Regions from separate parts of the Mus musculus genome. Here regions 1 and 3 are each linked to region 2. Evidence: chromatin loops called from intact Hi-C (ENCODE). Cell type or tissue: left cerebral cortex. All regions are shown on one strand. Each heading gives the region's core, and the rest is flanking DNA. Links, peaks and the distances in the headings are about the cores only.

Region 1 (5,844 bases), core at 389-5,388, 540 kb after region 2:
CCAGTCTGGGCTGCACGAGTCTGTTTCAATAAACAGGGGCCTAAGGACAGAATGACACATGATACTTTCAGTTTCTCCCCCCCCCCAAGCAAAGTTGCAGCCTATGGAACATGTTTGAGCATCTATAAATGGGCCCGGAGAACACCGATAGGAAATTGTGATTGGTTAAACCACCCCACCCCCAGGATATTTAATATTGGTCCCGAGGCTTTGAGAGAACAACTTGAATAAAACTCAGTGGGGGTGAGGGGCAGGGAATGGGGCTTACTGTTCCCTCACGTGTAATCAATGGTGCAGCTCCCGTGAGTGAGAGTTTACATGCAGAGCTGCGGCGGAGGACTTCGCTGTATTTTCTGGGTGAGAAATGGCTGTGCTCATCCCGTCCAGTGGAAAAGGATGATTGTGTGTGTTCTGTTGTCTTCTAATAGTCATTCCGTCAATAAAGCATCATTTCCGTCTTTTGAGGGGAGCTGGAGTGCCGGCATCTATTTCTGAATAAAAGAGGGATGCACAAAAGCTTTCCAGGTAAAAATCCTCCACACACCTAAATATGGAGAGCAGTATTTCCAAATTTATCTTTGTTTAAACATATTCACTTTATATCTCTCTCATGGCCCCCTCCCAGTCACCCTCTCTCACAATCCTTCTCCCATGCCCCCTCCCCTCCTCCTCTGAGTGGGTGGGGGTCCCCCTGTGTATTCCCCCACCCTGGCACATCAAGTCTCTGTGAGGCTAGGTGCATCCTCTCCCACTGAGGCCAGACAAGGCAGCCCAGCTAGAAGAACATATCCCACAGACAGGCAGCAGTTTTTTAGATAGCTCCTGCTCCAGTTGTTTGAGACCCACATGAATACCAAGCTGCATATATGCTGCATATGTATGGGGAGGCCTAGGTCCAGCCTGTCTATGTTCTTTGGTTGGTGGTTCAGTCTCTAAGAGCCCCAAGGGTCCAGGTTAATTGACTCTGTTGGTCTTCCTGTGGAGTTCCTATCTCCGTAGAGGCTGCAATCCTTCCTCCTATTCTCCCCTAAGAGTCTCCAAGCTCCATCCACTGTTTGGCTGTGTGTGCATCTGTCTGAGTCAGCTGCTGGGTGGAGCCTCTCAGTGGACAGCTGTGCTAGATTCCTGTCTACAAGCACAACAGAGTATCATTAATAGTGTCAGGGATTGGTGCTTGCTCTTAAGATAGGTCTCAAGTTGGGCCTGTTATTGGTTGACCACTTCAACCTCTGCTCCATCCTTTGTTCCTGCATTTCTTGTAACTAGATTAAATTTGGGGTTGAAAGTTTTGTGGATGGGTTGTGTCCCTATAGCTCCACTGGATGGAACTTGAGAATATCATCCTGAGTGAGGTGAACCAGACCCTAAAGGACATCAATAGTATGTACTTTACTTATAAGTGGACATTAGCCATAAAGTACAGGATACCCATGCTATACTTCACAGACCCAAGGAAGCTAAACAAAAAGGAAGACTCAAATAAGGATGCTGGAAACTCACTTAGAAGGGGGATAAAATAGTCATAAGAGGCAGATGGAAAGAGGGAACAGTGTGGGAGAGGGAATGGGAAGGGGGATGGGGGGTTGAGATCAGGTGTGGGGTGAGACAGGAGAGATGACCATGAGAAGATCATGAGAATGGATGGAAATCTGCCACTGACAGGGGTGGGGGTGGGAAGCATCTCCAGGGCAAGACAGAGATCTGGGATAAGAGATGAGCCCAAGAATCAATGGGGGGTGACCTTAGCCATGACTCATAGCATTGGGGATATGGAACCTGAAGAGGGTACCTCCTGTAGCCAGGCAGCAACCAAATCTCTCTCTCTATGGACAGTAGCCAACAGAAGACTAGGGCAAAGCTCTGTGCTAGTTAAAAGAAGCAGACGAAATCCTGAATGAGACTGGCCCTCACTTGGCTCCTGCTCACACTGCAGTAGATTGATTTCGAGGACAACAGAAGCCCTCTTTCGGGCAAAGAACCACTGGTGTTCACAGGTGACATCATCGCTCCACCCCTCAAAGGTAGAGTCTGAAGACTGCAGTTCAATCCTTCAACACTCTGTTGAGAGATGCCCCGCCCCCTGCCCTAGATACCTTTGCCACTTCAATCATTCGTGGCTAACAGTGATCTGAACATATTACTCTTGTCTTGACTGTTTCAGGAGAAGGGTAAGAAAAAGACCGCATTCACATAGCATCATCACAGAATGCTATTATAAATGTTTTATTTTATTGCTATTTATTGCTGGTGTCAATCTGTGTCTAATTAAATGCTCTCATTGGTAAATATGTATAGAAAAAAAACCCAATATACACAGGGTTGGGTACTACAGGCAATGGCGTACACTAGAATTGGGGTTCATCCCTCTTATCGATGTGGTGGACTGCTGTATCCAGTCAAGGATATAGTACAGTGAATGGGTACCAGCAGCCAGCTGTTTCCCAGCTCTTGGGATGCTTGCTGTTGGAATCCAGGCTGTAAGGAGGCTCATCTGCCCCTGCCTGGGCTGTGGAGATGCCATCTAGTGGAGTACAGGCGAACTGTTCCCGTCCAGACCTGACCAAATGCCCGATTAGTTAGCAGAACGTGATTGTTGTTTGACAGTGAAGTGTTACTTGAAACGATTATCACGAGTTGGTTTGCTGCTTAGAAACAACCAGCTGCAGTATTGCCCTGAATAGAATATGGAGGAAGGGAAGCCAAGCTAATGTCGATCCCATGGAAAGGCGCTGGGAGAGATTGGAAGACGTCAACCTGTGAAGTGTTTGTCCCACGAGAAGAGTGTGAGCACAATCTCCTGACCTGTGTAAAACATGTCCCTGACCTGTGTAAAACATGTCCCTGACCTGTGTAAAACATGTTCCTGACCTGTGTAAAACATGTTCCTGACCTGTGTAAAACATGTCAATTGTGGTAGCACGTGCTTGCAACCCCAGGGCTGGAGGGGTCGAGACAAGGCAGCTCCCTGGGACTCGCTGGCTGCCAACCCTGGCCTCCCTGGCAAATTCCAGGCAGTTAAGAGACCCTGTCTCCAAGAAAAGAGACTGCGATGGTACCTGAGGAGCAACAGCTAAGGTTGACTTCTGGTTCACACACACATATACACACACACACATGAAAACATACAACATATACACACAGAGGTCTTGGGGACTTCTCTTTGCTCTTGCTTTGACATTATTGGAGGGTGGAAGATGTGTGGCCCACCTGCTCATTGATCCAGGCAACACTCACCTGGATACTAGAGGCCATCCTAGACCAACCGGCCTCCCCTCTCCTGATCACTAATGTATGGGCAAGCTGGTTAGGAACATCAGTCTAACCCAGACTAGAGCATCTTGGGTGTTCATCCAACTGGAATAGTGCTGGTCTCTGTCATTGCTGGGATGTGGAGAGACAAGAGGCAATGCCAGCACGCCCAATTTCTACCGCCTTATAACAAGTTAGGAAAATAACTGTCAAGCATCATGCATGACTGCTAGGGAGCTAGCACTAATGACTCTGACACATGTATAAAGAAAGGTCACATGTTAAGAAAAAATATTTTACGGTAGTACACTTAAGTGATGAATGAAAATAACTATGGACACAAGAGTAACATTTTGAAATAGAAGATATGGGGCAGGAGAGGTGGTGGCTTGGTCAGTAAAGAGTCTGCTGTATAAGCACAAGAGCGAGAGTTAGATCCGCAGAACCCATGTAAACATGATAGTCTCGGAGATGCAGGGAGCTCCGGGGAGATGCACGGAGACACAGCTCCCTGGGACTTGCTCACTGATAGTCTAGACTCTCCAAGTTGATGAGCTCCAAGCCAGCAGGAGAATCTATTTCAAAGGGAAATGTGTGAATGGTACCTTCAGAACAAGCTGGAAGGGACCAGAGGAGACACCCAAGTTTGTCTTCTGATACACATACAAACACGCACGTGTACACTCACAGGAATACACAGAAACCAGAGTACTCTGAAAGCAAGTGATTTAAAGCTTCATGTATTAGACCCAAAGTCTCACGCTGAGAGAAAACAATGACTCCATTGTCGATTGAAATACTTTCCTGGCTGGGCAGAGGAGGCACATGCCTTTAATCCCAGCACTTGGGAGGCAGAGACAGGAGGATTTCTGAGTTCAAGGTTAGTCTGGTCTACAAAGTGAGTTCCAGGACAGCCAGGGCTACACAGAGAAACCCTGACGTGAAAACCCGGAAAATAAAAGAGAAGAAAAGAAAAAAAGAAAAGAAAAGAAAGGAAGTACTTTTTCCTTCTGGCACTGGAAGCTCCTCGGCATGTGGCTGTGTGACTGGACACCGATGTCTGCTGAGCTGCACAGGAAACAGTGAGCACAGATGCTATCCACCTCTTCCACATATCAGTTAACCGTGATCTATCACAGGACGAAACCCACAACAACTGCCTCTCCTTTGTGATTTGAGAAAGAATATGTGCTCTGATGGGTATGACAGAACAGGTGGATCTTGGAAAGTTGTTGGAGGAAATGTAACAGTAATTTTAAAAGCAGTGTTGACAACGTCTGCTCTCTGGCACTTACTGCTCTTCTAAAAGTCAGCACAAGGGGTGCTTCCTGTTATGCGGATCAGAACGCAAACCCTTTCTGATTGGTTTTTCCTAAAAGTTGGTGTGCGTGGAGACTTAGCTATTGTTTATTATTTAATTATTAATTATTAGTAAATTTCCGTTTTCTGAGACAAAGTTTCTTGGTGTAGGTCTGGATGTCCTGGAACTCACTCTGTAGGCTGATCTCAAACTCACAGACATCTGCCTGCCTCTGCCTCCCAAGTACTGGGATCAAAGGAGTGGGCCACCATGCCTGGTGAGTTAGCTGTTTTCAAAGCCTTAGTTTGGTCTTGGGTGTTGTGACTCCCATATGATTTAGATGCTCTGCTGTGGCCCAGGGCAGGAGCTTGATATTGATACATATACATATACATATACATATACATATACATATACATATACATATACATATACATATACATATACATATACATATACATATACATATACATATACATATACATATACATATACTCTCCAAAGCTAAATAGCTATATAAAAACTTTAAACTGTCTACATGACAGTGACATCTCAGCTTAATGAGTCACCTAGTATACAAGGTGTTAGTGCTTGGTGAACATTTATTCCGGTCAGCAATCGGTGTATGTAGGTACCTCAGTGATGTGAGACTTCAGCTTTATTTTTGCCAGTTTTGGTCATATCACAAGATTTTCAGAAGATTTATTTGTTACATTAATAATACACATGGTCCCTGACTTCCATGGGCCCTGGGGTTGGCATGCAGGAGATTATTAACTTTCACTGTTAGTTCTTATAGGGACTGGTACACAGTGAGGCTTGTGCCTAATGGTTCTGATACGCTCTGAAGACTGCACTGTGGGGAGATCCACAGAACTTAGAAATGCATCTCTGCCCACTGCTGAGCCACTCCCAACATGGACCTTTGTGTATACGTGGGTGTGGGCACGTGTTTGGTGCCTGTGGGGATTAGAGGCCAACACTGCTGTCATTCCCATGAGCCTCCGTTTCTGAGATAGTGTCTCTCTCTGGGACCCTGAGGCTTATCGATTCCGAAAGGCTGACTGGCCAGACCAAGATCTGCCTGGCTTTGTCTCTCCTATGCTGGGATTACAAGACTGTGCCCACTACTCCCATCTTCTAACTGGGTGCTGGGTATCAAACTCATGTTCAGATACTTGTGCACTTTACAAGTCACCCATCTTCTCTCCTTTGCCTTGAGACTGTGAACTTCATTGTACCATAGACCTCTGTCCATTCTCAGGACTGTGGTTACCTTCTTTCGGGGTTCTTCC
Region 2 (5,844 bases), core at 480-5,479:
CAAACACATTCAAGAACCATGCAATTGAGTTACCAAAACAAAATGAGGTGGAGAGGGGTGGAGTGTTGGGAGGGGGTGTGGGGGTTGGGAATACCATAGCTAACCAGTACTGGTCAAGGTGGGCTTGCCCATCACTGACCCATAGTATCTGGGCTCCATTCTCTCCCGCCAAGGTGATCTGACGGGTCAAGACTGAAATCTCTTTCAAGGGTCCTGCTCTAGGTGGCACCCGCCTTCTGTCTTTTCCTTCTCCCAGTGTGAAATTCTTGGGGGAGAATTCCAATTTCTTCAGGACAATATCTCAATGGTCTGAAAGCCAAAGTGGGGAGAGAGGGCAGTGTCTCTTTAGATGGCATTAGGATGGTTAGGGCCTGACTGCATGAGGTCATGGTTTGCATTATGGGAAGAGTCTTGGGATTCTCTGTAGAGTGAACTCTACCGTTCCAGCTCCGTATCCTCAAGGGTGGGAGGGAGCAAAGTTGTGTGTTACAGGATGGGTGGAATTGCACAGGAGACTCACGGGAAAAGCCATTGCAGGAGGCATTGTCAGCCCTTTAGGCGTTTTCTACTGATTTATTTATCTTATGTATTTGAGTGTTTTGTCTGCATGTATGTGTGTGCACACACGCTGTGTTTGTCCCTGGTGCCCGAGGCACTCAGAAGAGGGCATCTGATCTCCTGGAACTGAGTTCAGAATGGGTTGTGGGGCTCCACATAGGGGCTGAGAGTTGAACCTGAGCCCTCTGCAGGAGCAGTGAGTTGTCTTAACCAGTGAGCTATCACTCTAAATGTTAACAGTAGTAGAATCTACTGTTCAGACAAGGCTAGTTTTGTTGTTTAGTTTTTGGTGGTGGTGCGGAGTGTTTATGGGGTGCATAGAGGTTGTGTCTTTGGAGAGAGGAGACAAGGTCAGGATACTAAGAATGGGAAGTTTAGTTTACAGTGTGGGGGCGGGATTAAGACTAGATAAAGATCAGAAGTAACAGTCTAAATGTCCAACAGCAGAGGCATAGATAAACACCACCACACACACATACACACCACACACATGACACATACACGCACAGACACATACCACATATACACACACGATACACAAAACACATACCACACATACATGATAAACAAAACATACACATGTATTTATACACACAATACACAAAACATACAATACAGACATGCACACTATATACCATATACACCACACACCATACACATGCACACACCACACACACACACTCACTTCACATACCACACACATCAGACACAACACATATATACTTCACACATACACTACACACACATATACAATACACAGAATATACAACATGTACATGCACACACAAAACACACACCACACACATGCACACATACCACACACACACTCACTTCACATACCACACACATCAGACACACACATATATACTTCACACATACACTACACACACATATACAATACACAAAACATACAACATGTACATACACACACAAAACACACACCACACACATGTACACACACACACACTATACACACTGCACACACACCACACACACACTCACTTCACATACCACACACGCCAGACATACACATATATACTCCATACACACACACACACACAAACACAATGGAATTTTTTTCCAGTCACAAAAGATGGAGTTAGGTTGTTTGCCTCCAAGGCTGTGGGTAAACAGAAGAATAATACCCCAGTTAGCCATTTGAACCCAAAGTGGAGACTTAGCAGTGGCTCAGAAAATTAGGGACAAATGCCCAATAAAGCCACTTTGTCAGTGGGGTGGGTTGTCACGTCTACTTCCGAGCAGGGTAGATTGAGTTACGGAAGGCCCCAGGCAGCCTGTTTAGACTCTGCCAACCAAAACACGCAGCCTGGCTGTGAATCCTGATCTAGGAGAACTGTGGGTCACAAGGCACAGTGATCTGTGTTACATAAGGGATGATGAGCAGCCTTGTTGGCACTGGCCTTTGCAGACACCTCAACAACCAATGTGAAGGTTTGCAGTTGAGAAATGCCAGAAGCAGGGACAGAGGAGGCCCTTGTTCGCCCATGCCCCACCCCACCCACCCAAAGCTTTCTTCAGCTCTTTCAAGGAAGATTTAAACTTGTGGGTTTGAGCTTCTGTGTAGTGTGCTTGGTTTCTGCATTGTACGTTTCCATGCAGCCGATGACCCTGTTAGCACTGACTCCCCTGATTTGATTCTGTTCTGCACATGGCCTCTGCAGTGCTGCGGAAACTGGCCAGGGGTCCCCACTTCCTATAAAGTGGGTTATCTGGGAGAAGCAGCCTGACCTGTATCTGTGCCTTTCACATTTAATTTGGGATCCATTTTTGTGCCTGTGCCTGTGTTACAGGTTGGTGTTACAGGCCCGTAAGAAGCCAAATAAGTTAAAATGTGCACTTGTTTTCTTCTTTAAAAAATAAGAGTGGTGTATGTGTGAGGGGGTAGTATGTGTGTTTGAGGGTATGGGGATGTATGGGGATGTGTGTGGTATGGGGAGGCATGTGGAGTGTATGGGTGTATGTGTGTGGGGTAGTATGGTATGTGTGTGTATGTGGTGTGTGTATGGTGTGTATGGTATGTGCGTTATGTGTTTGGAGTGTTGAGGTGTGGGGTATATGTGTGTGTGATGTGTGTGGTATGGGGAATGTGTGTGGTATGTGTGTGTGGGTGTGGGGTGTGTATAGTATATGTGTATGTGTGGTATATGTTGTGTGTGCAGTATGTGTGTATGGTGTGTGTGTTATATGTATGTGTATATGTTGTGTGTGTGGGTGTGGGGTGTGTATAGTATATGTGTATGTGTGGTATATGTTGTGTGTGCAGTGTGTGTGTATGGTGTGTGTGTTATATGTATGTGTATATGTTATGTGTGTGGTGTGTAGTGTGTGTGGTATGTGTGTCTGGGGTATGTGGGAGTGTGGTATGTGTGGTGTGTATGTTTGAGGTGTGGGGGTATGGCGTTGTATGTGTGTGCTGTGTGTGTGTGGTATGTGTGCTGTGTGTATGTGTGACTTGGCATACACATGAAGGTCAGAAGGTAACTTGTAGGAGTCGGTTCTCTTTTCCCACCGTGTAGGTCCTGGTTAGGCTTGATGGTAAGAGCCTTTACCCACTAAGCCATCTCACTACCCCTGGATTTTCTTTCCTTTTCTATGTGTGGGTGTTTTGCCTGCATGTATGTCTATGCATGGTGTGTACAGTGCCTGTGGAGGCCAGAAGGGGGCACCACACCCTTTGGAACTGGAGTTTTCTTCTAGTTATTTTTCAATGCTCAGTTTACAGAGAAAGGTGACTGAAGCCAATAGATGCCTTATACCAGGCATAGAGTTGCTCCAGGGGGCGCTGTTGTCCACCCCATCCCTCTCCCACTGGGTCCCAGGATATCTCTATCATTGGAAACCCAGCCTCCTCTACACTGCTTCCAGGACCTTTGCCAGGTCTCCCTGCCTCTGGTCCTGGCGCTTGGTAGATACTGTCGAATGCTCTCGGAGAGCTGACGTGTGGCCCCTTCTCTGGGCACAGGCTTCTATGGTAGTAGAATAGGATATCCCATGAGCCTGTTTTGTGCTTTTATTACCAAGGATTTACATAATAGCTTATGCTTGCAGAATAGCAAGTATTCGTACTGTGCAATATAATTGGAATATGGGTCTCTTTGTTGATTAAAGCTGAGAATATTCCATATCAGTTAGCAGCTCTATCTTGCTTACCTTTTTTTTGTGTTAAGCTTTATAGCACCATTCATAACAGTAAAAACATAATTGATTACAGCCTTCATCATTATGTTCTTTGGGGGGGGCACATCATTTTTCCAAGACTAAGTTTTATGGTAAGAATTTTTGAGAAAGTGCTGAGTCCTACAAATAGTATAAAATTCCGTTTTCTCTGTTAGCAGATATGCACAGAGTTGGCTGTCAGTGGACACTTCAGTATTTTATCTTGTTTGAAATTAGACTTAGCCAGTTGGCGGTATCTCTTGGCAGGCTGAAACTGATAAAAAGACATTGTTCCTTCGTGAAGTCAAGGACTTGGAAGGCCAACCCCCCGTTTGCTTATTGAGCATGGTCGTTTCTCTAAACTTTAGATCCTAAATAAATCTCCCTGCACTTTGCCGAGAGAACATTAGCACTGTTTTTTCAGTCTGCTTCTGGAATTTGTCGGTGCACAGGGCGGACAGTGGTCCCCATCCTCAGGCCAGTGTCAATGAGCAGAGTGAACACACGCCATCAGAAGGGATAAAGACTTTAGAAGCTCAGGCTGTGGAGGAGGGTTGGGTGTCAGGAACACAGCCAGAGTTGCAATTCTTCCCCCTTTTAGATGGTCCGTGTTTTCCTTGTCTGGCTTTGAATTTTTGATGTGGCTGAGGTTGACTGTCAGTTCCACCCTCCACCTCCTGAGTGCTGGGGTCTAGGTGTGTGGGGGCACATACACTCCGCTCACACGGTACTGGGATCGAACCCAGGGCTCTGTGTATACTAGGCCAGTTCTCTATCACCTCCACCATCTCCCCAGGACATCACCCTCATCCCTAGGTTACAATTTTAATTTAAATTGATTCAAGAAGCTGTCTGGAGGAGACACAGAAAGGAGCCAGCTGAGCCCTGCAGTGTCTCAGGTGCTATATGAGGGGTCAGATTGGCTGGTACAGCCTCTGTAAGCTGCAGAGGTCAAGCTGCACAACCAGGCTATGGGTGTGTACAGTAAAGTGAAGGCGGGGGAGTGGGTGGGGGGTAGGGGGTGGGGAGGGCATCGGTGGCGTCCAGATTGGATCTCTGTGGTGTTTTTATGACCGTGAATGATTAAAAACAACATCTCATGAAATTAAAATTTCATGTATGTGTAGAGAGAACATGCTCTGTGTGTGTGTGTGCGTATGTGTGCGTATGTGTGCATGTGTGTGTGCCTGTGTGTATGTCTGTGTGCATGTGTGTGGTGTGTGTGTGTGTGTGTGTGTGTGTCTATGTGTATGTGTGTGTCTGTGTGTGTGCCTGTGTATATGTCTGTGTGCATGTCTGTGTGCATGTCTGTGTGTGTGTGTCTGTGTGTGTGCCTGTGTGTATGTCTGTGTGCATGTATGTGGTGTGTGTGCCTGTGTGTGTGCCTGTGTGTATGTCTGTGTGCATGTGTGTGGTGTGTGTGTGTGTGTGTGGTGTGTGTGTGTGTGTGTGTGTGTGTGTGGTGTGTGTGTGTGTGTGTAGGTTGAAGGTCAACGTTGGGTATCTTCTTTAATCTCTCTCTAGTGTACTCTTTGAGACAGGGTCTCTCACTGAACCTCAGGTTTGCCAGTTAGCCTGGGCTGGCCGGCCAGCTTGCTCTAGGGATTGGTCGTCCTATGGTTGCAGGGACTCACTTCTTGATGTGGCTTCTAGGAATCAAACTCAAGTTCGCAACCTTACTCAGTAAGCATTGGACTGACTGGCTGAGCATCTCCCCCCAGTTCAGATGAGGGTTTTTTTTTTTTTTTTTTTTTTTTTTTTTGTTAAAGCACACTTCTACACAAATAATAGAAAATACCATTTGTTTTCAAAGCAAACATGGCGGGGAGCCCAGGCTTGGCATATTTACCACTTTACTTTTCTTTGTGACAAACTATCTGACAAGAAGACACATAAGGGAAGGGGGGTTCATTTTAGCTCATGGTGTGAGGCGTCCACGATGCCAGTGAAGACATGGGGACAGCTGTGTGGCAGTGGGGGCGATGACAGCCATTTGCTTACCGTTCAGAGAACCAGCAGCAGATTGGACTATGCACCCCATCCCCGCCCCAGGCCCACACCCTAATGATCTACTTCTTCCAACTTGGGCTCTCTGCCAGAAGGGTCCCT
Region 3 (5,000 bases), core at 1-5,000, 98 kb after region 2:
AGTGGATTTGATATATGAATGTTAGTTGCATTATAGACCATAAATATTCTATCTATTTTTAAAAGTATTGTTTGTAGACCTCACTCACAATTTCAGAGACTCGTGCTACCTTTCGAGCAAATAAATGGAATCACATTTCTAAAACGTCACCATTAGTAATCATTGATAAGAGCCAAGAAATTCTGCAACTGCACTTGCATTAAGTAACTACCATTGCTGTGTTATTAATCCAAAATATTCATGGCCTCACAAACACCTGCCACCAATCATGTGTGCCCACTAGTCTCAGAAGCTCGGAGTATTTTGTGCCTTCTATGCAGTTTCCTAAGACTTCTCAGGTAGAAGCTGAAGTGTTTAAAAAGGAAAAGAACCTGCCAGTCACGGAAGTCAGTCTAACAGAAAGACTGTTTGCTCTCCATAGTACCCTCCTAGCTCACACCGATCCTAGAGCACACCGCTGCTGTAGCGCAGTGGCAATCTGTGTCAAAGACTGGTTTTCCACTCATGGCTACAGATCAAGATTAGGTCATCTGACAAGAGAGAAAGTATTAGGAGTGACTGAAACTAAAATTTTATCAGAAGAGAAAAGGTTTATCTAAAATAAGCTGATGTGGAAATAGTATTCTATTCATAAAATTTATATACATCATTTTCATAAATGTACTTGATGTTCAGTTTTGGGTAAATAAGTCACTATAAAAAGGGAAGTCTAGGATACCTTCGAAATAGAAGATGCTACTGTGTGTTCTCTGCCTGCTATACTCGTCACAACACAGCACAGAGCATATGCTTCCCTCCTCCTTGCCTTTAGAGTTGTATTTATCTGCTTTTAAAAGAAACTAATTTTTAGAAGGGAAATTGTGAACCATTAGTTCAAATGCTACACTGCTTCCCAAACTGTCTGCTAAGTTATAACTACTGTGTTGGGAAGATAAGCTCATACATACAATAGAAAGGGCCAGAGCTTGTGGGGAGAGTTTTCAAAAACTCAGAACTAATGAAGGCCACAGTTCTGCCAGCCACTCAAAGTGAACTCTGCAGACGCACTGATGCCGCAGTGGTATGCCCCTTTGTGAAATATTCAAATAAAATCCAAGTTATCACAATTTTTAATCTGCTTATGTGGTCAAGGGGCCTTCTAGTAAGTTTCTTTTATTAATTAATCTGTGTTGAAGCCCTGATAAGAGTCAGAAGCAGAATTGGGGGGGGGGGAGCAGAGGGAGGGAGGGAGGGAGGACAAGGTTACCATGTGATCCCCAAATATACAAAATCAAATTCTTCAGTTCCATTAGCACAGAGCGAGAGCTGGGTGGGGTCTGCGGCCTCCTCCCCACATCAGAGCCGCAAACCCACTGTGCTCACTATGCATCTTACAGTGTGGAACTCAGAAACCCACCCCCAGCCAGGAACACAGAGACACTACTAGCAAAGACTGTGAAGAGTGCAGTTTTTCCTCAGTGAGGCCTGCACACACCAAACACTGCAAAATCACCTCAGGCTGGGGCTGCCTCCAAGAAATAAACACGGAACTCAGCAGCACTCACAGGATTTGGGCTGAATATAATAGACAATACAAACTCAATTTAAAAACAATAAACTATTCCCCTTTTTAAAAAGCCAAGGAGAAAATGAGGCAGTAAAACTACCTTACGGGGCTGGTGAAATGGCTCAGTGGGTAAGAGCACCCGACTGCTCTTCTGAAGGTCCAGAGTTCAAATCCCAGTAACCACATGGTGGCTCACAACCATCTGTAATGAGATCTGACTCCCTCTTCTGGTGTGTCTGAAGACAGCTACAGTGTACTTACATATAATAAATAAATAAATCTTAAAAAAACAAAAAACAAACAAACAAAAAAAACTACCTTACAACGAACAAGCATGTGACCACCCCAGAGAAAACACCCCAACTTCATCCACCACACGGCTGCTTCCCACGGACTTCAGACATGAGTTCTTATCATCGGTAAGGAGAAGCAATACCAGGGCTGGGGAGTGGCTCAGCAGTGAGGCGCTTGTCTAGAGTGCCTAAGGCTCTAGGTACTCTTCAGGACACGAAATATCAAAGCAACCAATAACAAGTCTCTATGGGAACAAAGCACTAGAGGCCACGTTAATAGGAAGAGTGTCAAAAATGAATTCAAGGAAAGGGTAAGTTCTTATTGCTTGGCTTATGTCAAACAAAGTAACAGAAACGGACATGACAGCTGGAAAGGCCTGTGCACCAGCCTCCTCCTTTCACCTGAGCCAGTGAAGCCACTCTGCAGGACCCTGCACGGACCCAGAGTTCTGTGTAAAGGAGCTGGACCCACAGTAGCCTGAGCTGATTGATAGCTGTGGATCACTGGATGCTGTCAAGTGTTTACACAGGAGAAATACATATCCGACTCACAGAGCCCTTCAATACACAGGAAACCACTTGTACCAAATCAAGATTGTGACTGCTAGCCAAGCTCCACAGTCACATTTACCTCACGTAAGATACTGTGCTTCCTAAATTTATAAAATAGCACACATAACTCAATATCTAATTTAAATCTCACAAACTTTAAAAAACTTAAAACATAAAAAGTGGAAAATTAGATTCACATGAGTAGAAAGACCTGAAGATGAAGAAGAAACACCTCTATCCACTGTAAAAATAAAGTACTTTTCCCTCCAGATTATATGACAGTACCAAATAGTGTACTTTCAGAAAGACCTTATATCTATGACAATCGGGACATTTTCAAAACAGAGAATCCTGGTAAGAGCAATCCAAGCTGGCCTCTAAGTCCGTCTGAGGAGCAGGGAGAGCACAGCATGTCTGGCTACACCGTGACAGCGGGAGGAGGAGGCTTCTCCAAGCAGAGGCAGGAGCAGCAGCATAAAAGGCACACACCATCCTCACAGGACCTCAGCAGTACACCCGCAGCACCGCTCCTTCCTCAAACTCCACTAGGAGCCATTACCAAACCACAACCCCAGCCAGCCCAACTTTCTACGCAGCCACACTAACCTATTTCTCGACTCTTACACTATTCCATCAAAGAAGTGAGCTCTAAGAAAGAGCACAACCCAACGATACCGTAAATCACTCATTACATCATAAAAGTGCTACCACACTGCCATCCTGTGGAAACACAGTTCCTGGCATTCACTGCTGCAAACTATGCTCCTGGTTAGAAAAATGCCCCCTAAAACAACTGGACTTATTCACATGTACAATTTAGTTTTACTCTGTTTAGAGAGAAATCGATAGAAATCCTAATCTTGTTTTTCCTCAGAATATTGAGTGGCAGTGGCATGGCAGCTAGTGAACCTGTGGCCAATGCCACACTGGGCTCCAGGTCCACTGAAACCGTAGGTTGATAAGAGTGCTGCGCTCACTTCCACACCTCCCTGAGAAGCCATTACAACTCGGCAGCACTCTCTGGGCCATCTTTTATTCTGGAGTGTCAGGGCATGATGTGGAGGTCAGAGGACAACCTAGAGGTCTCCCTTCCTCCTTGAGACAGGTCTTTCTTGGCTGTTGCATACCCTAGTGATTGAATTATGGAGCTACCATGGCTGCTTCAAATGTGTTCCAGTCAGGGCCTCACACAGTGCCTGTCACCTTTTCCTCTGCCCACGTCTCTGGAGTTTTAAGCTACTACTACTCTTCTTTCTGCAAACTTAAGAGAAGGGTCTGTGAACACACAAATCCACCTACATTAACCCACCATAGGGCCCACCAGCCCTTGTAAGTTACTTCATCTCTCGGTCAGTGTCAAATAGGAACAGCTAACAAAATATCCCTCTTCTGTTAGACAAGATACAGAGGAGAAAGACCTTACAATCCAATCAGTTCCACCTGACTGCTATCAAACAATATTAAAGTTTGTAAGAAGGTTGAAAAGTTTACTTAGTAAAGCCACCTTGCTACTTTGTGAGCACTCTGGCTACCGAGAGTTTTGGTAAACGGGTAAAGCCTGGGGAGAGCAGCAAGAGCAACAGGCAGGAAATAGGCTCTTCCGACTAGCAGGACAGCTGGGTGTGCGCACAGGCACAGGTATACACTCTTCTTCCCAGGGACACTGCTCATAGCCACCAGGTAGAGCATGTCACTGACACAGACATTTTACAAGGTCCACATTTGTAAAGGCAGGAAGATATGACTTCCTCAAACTACTCGAGCAAGATTATCACACTTTCCAATGGAAACAGAGTATTGCTGGGCAGTGGTGGTGCATGCCTTTAGTCCCAGCACTCGGGAGGCAGAGGCAGGCGGATTTGTGAGTTTGAGGCCAGCCTGGTCTACAAAGTGAGTTCCAGGACAGCCAGGGCTATACAGAGAAACCCTGTCTCGAAAAACAAAAAAACAAACAGACAAAGGAGCAAAAAAACAAACAGACAAAGAAACAAACAAAGAAACAAACAAAAGAGAAAGAAAGGAAGGAAGGAAGGAAGGAAGGAAGGAAGGAAGGAAGGAAGGAAGGAAGGAAGGAAGGAAGGAAGGAAGGAACCTTCTGCTACTAGCCAGTAGGAGACTAAGGGTGAGAATCTGGAGGATGAGAACCTAGAGGAAATGCACCCAGATTTAAAGCTCTAGTTCTGGGCTGGATCAGCAGTTAAGATCCAGTCAGTTGGCTTGGATCTTCCAGATGACCTGGGTTCAATTCCTAACACCCACATGATGGCTTACAACTGGGGTTCCAGGGGATCGGATGCCCTCTTCTGACCTCAGCAGGCACAAAGGCATGCATGCACGTGGTGCACACATACATGCAGTCAAAACAAAATAGGTATGTGCAATATAAAAATAAGTTTCAAATTCTACTTCTGTCTTACAGAAGCAATTCATCAGTTCTGACAAATGCTAGTGAGACAGCATCAGAACACAGGAGAGTAAGAGCACACAGGAGGGGGCTGGTGAGATGTCTCAGTGGGTAAGAGCACCCGACTGCTCTTCCGAAGGTCCAGAGTTCAAATCCCAGCAACCACATGGTGGCTCACAACCATCCGTAACAAGATCTGACTCCC

Evidence for each region. Hi-C counts contacts between places; a loop is a spot of excess contacts. Peaks named below come from ENCODE experiments on the same cell type or tissue, not always from the same donor. Only the 100,000 strongest peaks of a DNase experiment are listed, where the experiment ranks them.
Region 1: it touches region 2 in a loop (4-fold over the local background); 12 of 42 quality-filtered maps call a loop at or near these places.
Region 3: a loop joins it to region 2, with 7 times the contacts of the local background. A loop is called at or near these places in 9 of 42 quality-filtered maps.

What each region holds. Positions count from the first base shown.
Region 1 is chr9:115,701,932-115,707,775 of GRCm38, forward strand. No RefSeq gene overlaps it. Among named protein-coding and RNA genes, the nearest start is that of D330037F02Rik, 39 kb to the left of the region's middle. In left cerebral cortex, for the core only: a CTCF peak has its summit at 2,533 (motif pointing left); a DNase peak (open chromatin) is centred at 2,521.
Region 2 is chr9:115,159,900-115,165,743 of GRCm38, forward strand. The region is part of intron 4 of Osbpl10 (oxysterol binding protein-like 10); the gene reads left to right. Among named protein-coding and RNA genes, the nearest start is that of Gm4665, 23 kb to the right of the region's middle. In left cerebral cortex, for the core only: a CTCF peak has its summit at 3,285 (motif pointing right); DNase peaks (open chromatin) are centred at 1,900 and 3,338; H3K27ac peaks cover 732 bases.
Region 3 is chr9:115,258,673-115,263,672 of GRCm38, forward strand. All of the region lies in intron 5 of Stt3b (STT3, subunit of the oligosaccharyltransferase complex, homolog B (S. cerevisiae)), which reads right to left. Among named protein-coding and RNA genes, the nearest start is that of Stt3b, 49 kb to the right of the region's middle. In left cerebral cortex, for the core only: CTCF peaks have their summits at 1,729 (motif pointing left) and 3,123 (motif pointing left); a DNase peak (open chromatin) is centred at 3,013.